Regions from separate parts of the Homo sapiens genome. Here region 2 is linked to region 1. A link is an interaction called in ENCODE POLR2A ChIA-PET data of the cell type or tissue named here. Cell type or tissue: OCI-LY7. All regions are shown on one strand.

The links. Peaks named below come from ENCODE experiments on the same cell type or tissue, not always from the same donor. Only the 100,000 strongest peaks of a DNase experiment are listed, where the experiment ranks them.
Region 2: POLR2A ChIA-PET joins it to region 1 with 9 read pairs; 5 of 35 experiments call an interaction of 5 or more read pairs at or near these places.

The regions. Positions count from the first base shown.
Region 1 is chr7:130,091,148-130,095,147 of GRCh38, forward strand. All of the region lies in intron 1 of KLHDC10 (kelch domain containing 10), which reads left to right. Among named protein-coding and RNA genes, the nearest start is that of KLHDC10, 23 kb to the left of the region's middle. RefSeq lists an enhancer at 1,740-1,799. In OCI-LY7, no CTCF peak of the experiment used is centred here; a DNase peak (open chromatin) is centred at 1,654; H3K4me3 peaks cover 914 bases; H3K27ac peaks cover 819 bases.
Region 2 is chr7:130,033,133-130,037,132 of GRCh38, forward strand. All of the region lies in intron 4 of ZC3HC1 (zinc finger C3HC-type containing 1), which reads right to left. Among named protein-coding and RNA genes, the nearest start is that of ZC3HC1, 16 kb to the right of the region's middle. In OCI-LY7, no CTCF peak of the experiment used is centred here; no DNase peak of the experiment used is centred here.

The DNA.
Region 1 (4,000 bases):
GTGTACAGGTTTTTGTGTGGACATAAGTTTTCATTTCTCTGGGGTAAATGGCCAAGAATGTAATTGTTGAGTTGTATGGTAAGTATATGTTTAGTTTTGTAGGAAACTGCCATACTGTCTCTCAGAGTATGTGTGTATCATTTTACATTCCTCCCAGCAAAGTATAACTCATCCAGTTCCTCTGCATCCTTGCCACCATGATCAGTTTTGATAAAACACTTTGGCAACTACTGTTAACTAGTCTCTCTCATTTTTAGAAAATCAGAACTGACTTCTTACATGTGTCTTCAGGTTCTCTAGAATGAGACCTTTGGTTACTTCTATCAATTTGACTTGGCAATTGGCTCTTAAATGTTTGGAGGAATTCACCAGTGAAGCCAGCTAGTATTCTTAAATCTTTTACACAATACCTCAATTTATATTTTTTCATCAATATCTATATTAGTCATTTTCTATATCCTTCATCTGAATAAGACAGATACTTTAATGTTCTTCTGGTTTTCCTTCTCTCAGCCTCCCTTCCTACCCTTATAAATATTCCTGTTGATAGCATCTGAGATTATAGTTCTGAATGTTAGTAATGTTTTTTTCCCCAGTCAGTGCATATTTAGACTTAAAGGTTTTACTGGTTTCTCTGCTTACCCTTTTCTTGGGCCTTGTTTGTTATTCTTGCATTAATTTTTTAAAAAAACAATCCAATTATATATCTTTGAGTAATTATTTCATTAGAAGTCTGAAGGAAGCAAACTTTTTGGGCCCTTGCATATAAAAAAATTTCTTTATTTCACTCTCCTTCTTAAGCAAGAGTTGGAGTAGGTATAGAATTCTAAATGTAAAACTATATCCAAGTGTCCCAGGACAATTTGTTGAAAAGACTATTTATTCCCCACTGAATAGTCTTGTCACCCTTGTCAAAAAAATCAGTTGACACTGTGGATGTTAGGGTTTACTTTTGGACTCTCAATTTCATTAATTTAATCTGTATGTCCATCCATATGCCAGTACCACACTTTTTGAATACTGTATCTTTCCAGAAAGTTTTGAAATGAGGAAGTATGAGTCTTCTTTCACTTCTTTTTCAAGATTGTTTTGATATTCTGGGTTTCTTGCTTTTTTCCATCTGAAGTATAGGATTAGCTTGTTCATTTTGGCAAAACAAACAAAAAGCTAGTTGAAATTTTAATATTGTTCGATTCTCTTTTGTGTCTTAACTTTTTAATATACTTTTCTATAATACTTCTTCATGCTTGGGCCTTAGTTTTATGCTCAATCATCTTTATCGTGAGTCCTAGTTAGCCTTGCTGTGAGTGTTAAATCTGTTTATTGCAGCAGGTCTCCACAGATTGTGGATAGGGATGGAGTAAGCAATGAGATGAAGTGTACTACTTGCCAGGCTCCTTCAGTGTGACTGTCCCCTCTTCTGCCTGGGTGTTAGTATCCCCACGGGGTTCTACCTTCTCCCTCTGATCCCAGTGTTCACACTGATTGTTCTAGCTGGAGAGTGACACCTTTGTTGTTTTTGCCACTGTTCCCATCTGGGAGCAAATACCTCTATTCTATAATGCTTGACTCAAAGAGGTAGATGGCTGGGAGGGGTTAACCTGCTATGTAACTTCTGTGCTACACTCCAATCACTTAGGCTGTAAATGTTTAAAATGGTTTCACTTCTTCCTGCTGTCTTTTACCTTGGGGCTTAGTTGACCCCGAGAGTTGGTCCCTCCACTTGCCCTGGTCCTCTGCTCTTGGTGTGTAGGACTGTGGTGTCTTCTTTAGTCCGATTCTATCTGCTTTTCATCTTCCAGTGATTCCTCATAGTATTAGTCCACTAAGGGCATTTCTTGTTTTCTTTTAATTATGTCTTTTTTTTTTTAATGACTTTTTTTTGTTATTTGGGAGATTTTAGGGGAAGGTGAGCTTGCTCACACTGTGCTCAGCCTACCATCTTAATTCAGCCAATGACTATGTTATATTTATAGTGAAGTAAACATAGTAAGAAAGAGAAAAAACTAAAAACTAGCAAAAAATAAAATATTGATGAAGTTATTGAAGAAATTATTATTATTATTATTTTTGTGGAGACAGAGTCTTACTCTGTCGCCCAGGCTGGAGTGCAGTGGCGTGATCTTGGCTTACTGCAACCTCTGCCTCCTGGGCTCAAGCAGTTCTCCTGCCCTCAAGCAGTTCTCCTGCCTCAGCCTCCCGAGTAGCCAGGACTACAGGTGCATGACACCATGCCCAGCTAATTTTTTTTGTATTTTAGTAGAGATGGGGTTTCACCATGTTGGCCAGGCTGGTCTCAAACTCCTGGCCTCAGGTGATCTGCCCATCTCAGCCTCCCAAAGTGCTGGGAGTACAGGCATGAGCCACCACACCCGGCCTATATTTTTGTTTTGAAGAGTCGAAGCTATCACGTAGGAAGGTTGGCACTTTGAATATATAAAAATTAAAACTCAATGAATAAAAGTTCAGACCAGTAATATATTTATATGAAACTGGAGAGGCATACATTTATTTAAAAATTTAAGAAGTACATTTGTGTTGGCGTCACACTGTTATGTTGCTGGTTTCTCTTTTTTCTGCTCTTTGGGTGAAAGAATAAAATGGGTTTTGAAGTCAGTGCCTGCCTTGATTGAATAACCTCCGCAGAGTCAACAGGAGTCTGTGCATACAGACTTATGCTGGTTGCTGAGAGAGAGACATGCCAAAGATGTTTGATAGAAGCCCTGAGAAGACATAAAAAGGGTTTTTTATTACAGTTTTGGTGTGTTAATTATTTTTGTTTGTTTTTGTTTTTGAGACAGAGTCTCACTCTGTCGCCCAGAGTGGAATTCAGTGGCACGATCTCGGCTCACTGCAACCTCCGCCTCTTGGGTTCCAGCAATTCTCCTGTCTCAGCCTCCTGAGTAGCTGGGTTTACAGGCACCTGCCACCACGCCTGACTAATTTTTATATATTTTTAGTAGAGATGGGGTTTTGGCATGTTGGCCAGGCTGGTCTCAAACTCCTGGCCTCAAGTGATCTGCCCGCCTTGGCCTCGTAAAGCGCTGGGATTACAGGTGTGAGCCACCACGCCAGGCCCAGTTTGGTAATTTTTAATGTTATTCCCTCAGTGTTACTCCAAAGTAGTTTTTAATATTTTTCCATTATAAAATCATATATCGTAGAATTTATGGATAACGTAAAAGAGGTAATAATCTCAAGCCCAATCATAACCAGTGTTAAGACTTTGGTATGTTTCTTTCCAGTATTTTTTTCTAATCACTTTTTTAAAAAATTAAAATAATACAGTATTGTTTTTCTTCCAGTCTAAAAGTAATGCCTACTCAGAGAGCTTGGAAAATAAAGACCATCATAAAGGGGAAAAAACAAAAATAATTCATTAGAACCATCCAAAGATAACTACAGTCAAATACATTAATTTGATGTAATCTTTCCTGTATTTTTTCTGAATATATAAAAATACTTTTTTCTTTACTAAAATGGTATCATACTTTAATACTATTTTGTACATTGTATTTTTCATTTGCAATATATTGTGAATGTTTTGTCATGTTAATAAATAGTTTTGTATATACTCTTCAGTGGTATGTAGAATATGAGCATATTTAAGTATGTTTATTTAGCATACTTAACCATCCCCTATCATTGGACATTGAAAGTGTTTCTAATTTTTTACCATTATAAATAATACCATAGTTAATATCTTTGTCCATACATCTTTCCATGCATCTATGATTGTTTCTTTAGGAATAGATTCCTAGAAGTGGAATAGCTGGGTCAAAGGGTATGTACATTTTAACGCTTTTGATACATAAAAATGTCAAATTTTAAGCTAATCACTTGTTATATTCTGTCTTGTATTGCTAATTGTTTTGTGTGTCTGTCTTGTCTCCCTAATTAGAATGTAAACTTAAGGGCAAGGGAAGTTTCTTATATATTTAATGTATCCTTTGACAGTGTGGTTTACAATTTTGGACTCTGGAGTCATCTCAACACATAC
Region 2 (4,000 bases), 58 kb before region 1:
CGCGATCTTGCCACCTCAGCTTCCCGAGTAGCTGGGAACACAGGTATGCGTAACCATGCCCAGCTAATTTTTTGTATTTTTTGTAGAGATGGGGTTTTACTATATTGTCCAGGCTGGTCTTGAATTCCTGGACTCAAGCAATCTGCCCACTTCAGCCTCCGAAAGTGCTGGGACTACCCTGGCTGCATTTTAGTTTAATTGTAATGATTATTCTCTTATTTGAGTTTCAGATATTCACAAGTGGGGTAATGGATCTCCTTTAAGCTGGCTATTCTATTCTTTTAGCATTGTCTGTAGCATTTCTATAGCATTCTTTTTTTTTTTTTTTTTTTTTTTTTGAGACGGAGTCTTGCTCTGTCGCCCAGGCTGGAGTGCAGTGACACGATCCCGGCTCACTGCAACCTCTGCCTCCCAGGTTCAAGCAATTCTCCTGCCTTAGCCTCCCCAGTAGCTGGGACTACAGGCACGTGCCACCATGCCTGGCTTGTTTTTTGTATTTGCAATAGAGATGGGGTTTCACTGTGTTAGCCAGGATGGTCTCAAACTCCTGACCTCGTGATCTGCCTGCCTCGGTCACCCAAAGTGTTGGGATTACAGGCGTGAGCCACCACGCCTGGCCTGTCTGTAGCATTCTTGAAAGCATTCTTGCTTTCTAGCAACAACAGGATATTCTGGATCCAAGTTGATTTATTGTCCTTGCCCCAAGACATGGAATCAGCAACTCTCCAAAGAGCCTGATCCTTTTAATCACAGTAGACTAAAATGAGGGACCAAAATCTGGTTGCTAACAATGCAAAGAATTGTGGGCAGAAGTGCTGCTGTTACTACATTTGGGCCCCTTCTAATAGCAAAACTGGAAAAGATATTTTTTTAAACAGCCTTACTGAGGTCTAATTGACATAAACTGCACATGTTTGATAAGTTTTAACGTGCACATCCATGTAGCCATCACTGCTAGGTTTCTATTTTAACACCTTGAGTTTATAATTTATTTTCCCAATTTAATGCCGCATATTATTCTATCCTGTTTTTCTTTCATTTCCTTTTTTTTTTTTTTTAAGAGACAGGGTCGGCAGGGCATTTTGGCTCAAGCCTGTAATCCCAGCACTTTGGGAGGCCGAGGCGGGCGTATCACGAGGTCAGGAGATTGAGACTATCCTGGCTAACACGGTGAAACCCCGTCTCTACTAAAAATACAAAAAATTAGCCGGGTGTGGTGGCGGGCGCCTGTAGTCCCAGCTACTGGGTTGGCTGAGGCAGAAGAATGGCGTGAACCCGGGAGGCAGAGCTTGCAGTGAGCCGAGACCCTGCCACTGCACTCTAGCCTGGGCGACAGAGCGAGACTCCGTCTCAAAAAAAAAAAAAAAAAAAAAAAAAAAAGAGACAGGGTCTTGCTCTGTCATGCAGGCTGGAAGGCAGTGACATGATTATAGCTCACTATAACTTGGAATTCCTGGGTTAAAGGGATCCTCCTGCTTCAACCTCACGAGTAGCTTAGGATGACAGGGGTATGCCACCACATCTGGCTAATTTTAAAAAATTTTTTCTTTGTAGAGACAGGGTGCCCAGCCTGGTCCCAAACTCCTGGCCGCAAGTGATCCTCCCACCTTGGCCCTGCAAAACACTGGGATTACAGGCATGAGACTCCATGCCTGGCTGGGGTTATTACTTTAAGTCCTTTTATGTCTTCTAAGTTTAGTTCTTTGCCTCAAGACTTACCCCTTGCAGTTTGTACTCTACCCTAGTTCATGTTATCTATAACATCTCTTCCTTCAAAAAATCTCGTAGCTTCTCATCACATACATTTAATAAAATCATGGTTTGGCCACTGTCTACACTTTAGTCTTCTCTTCTATTCTCCCCACAGGGACACTGTGAGCCAGCCCTGTGAAACTATTACAGCATTCCCCAAATGTACCATCCTTTGGCCTTTTGCTTTTACCCACTGTTGCTGGTCTTTCAAATTCAGCCTAGAGGCCAGGCACAGTGGTTCACGCTTGTAATCATAGCACTTTGGGAGGCCGAGGAGAGTGGATCATTTGAGGTCAGCAGTTCAAGACCAGCCTGGCTAATATGGTGAAACCCCGTCTCTACTAAAAATACAAAACTTAGCCAGGTGGTAGCGGCATGCACCTGTAATCCCAGGTACTCGGGGGTGCTGAGGCAGAAGAATCGCTTGAGCCTGGGAAGCAGAGTTTGTGGTGAGCTGAGATCAAGCCACTGCACTCAAGTCTGGGCAACAGAGTGAGACTGTCTCAAAAAAAAAAAAAAAAAAACAGCCGAGTGAAGTGGCTTCCTTCTTCAAAAAATCTCGTAGTTTCGCACCTGAACCTGGGAGGCGGAGGTTGCAGTGAGCCCTGTGAAACTATTCAGCATTCCCCAAATATATCAGCACTTTTTTTTTTAATGGAGTCTCACTGTGTCGCCCAGGCTGGGGTGCAGTGTTCAAGCGATTCTCCTGCCTCAACATCCCCTAGTAGCTGGGATTACAGGCATGTGCCACCACGCCCGGCTAATTTTTTTGTATTTTTAGTAGAGATGGGGTTTCACCACATTGGCTAGGCTGGTCTCGAACTCCTGACCTTGTGGTCCTCCCGCCTTGGCCTTCCAGACTGCTGGAATCACAGGTGTGAGCCATCACGCCTCGCCACTTTGCCTTTTTTCTTGGACTGTATTGCAGAATGTGGATTTGGAGCAAGTGGTCCTGAAGCACTTATTTTGTCACCCACAGATTAAGATTTTCCTCCACAGGCTACACTTGAAGGTCTCAACACTTTGAAGTCTCCTCTTATGGGGCATCCAGTCTAACCCTCTGGCTTGCTACTTAGCAATGGGTGTTCTGTGATGGGGTGATTTGGAAGGAAGGAGTCTGCCCCTTTCTGAGCCACAACAGTGAAGCCATTTGATCTGAGCCTAGGTGGGAGAGATATTTTAATAGATAAACATTCTAGCTTTGATTTTTCTGAAGAGTAATATGCCTGTTTTTTTTTTTTTTTCCGCAATTCAGGGGATTTTCTTTGGTGCACTTGTTGACTCTGCATGAATTTGCAATCCAAGGGAAAAGTTGGAGAAAGAACAAAGTTGGCTTTAAAAGTCAAGGTAAGGCTGGGAGTGGTGGCTCACGCCTGTAATCCCAGCACTTTGGGAGGCAGAGGCAGGTGGATCACCTGAGGACAGAAGTTCAAGACAGCCTGGCCAAAATGGTGAAACCTCGTCACTACTAAAAATAACACTTTGGGAGGCTGAGGCAGGAGAATCGCTTGAACTCAGGAGGGAAAAATTAGCCAGGCATGGTGGCGGGCACCTGTAATTCCAGCTACTCGGAAGGCTGAGGCAGGAGAATTGCCTGAACCCAAGAAGCGGAGGTTGCAGTGAGCCAAGATCGCGCCACTGCACTCTAGCCTGGGTGACAGAGTGAGACTCCATCTCAAAATAAAAAATAAAATAAAATAAAATAAAATGTTTAAAGAAATTTAATTTAGCTTATAATTATTGGCAAATGTTAGAAAAAAATTACCTTCAAAATTATTAGTTTTGCTTAATAAATTTAAGCATAAAGTGAAATAACTGAGTGTTCTTTTATCCACACAAATGTCCTTTGAATGTTAAAGAACCAAACCAAGGGATCATATAATTGAAAGGTTATATCTAAGATCCATGTAGGAGGTAGAATGGATAGGTCAAAGTGGGTGACCATAGAGAAGAGCATCTAAAGTGACTTTCAGGTTTCTGGCTAGGACAACTGGATGGGACGTCAGTGCCATTTGCCAAGATGGAGAAAGTTTTAGGTATAAGATGAAGAGTTCAGTTTTATACACATTGAGTTCCAGGTACCTATAATATTAAGTGGAAATGTTTAGAAGGTAGATGAAAATATGAGTCAAGCTCAAAAGAGAGGTCTGGATAGGAATTAGAGGTCTCCGAGGTGGTAGCTGAAGTTATGAATGAGATCAGGAAAGCAAAATGTACGGTGACAAGAGTTGGGAACCACCAATAGAGC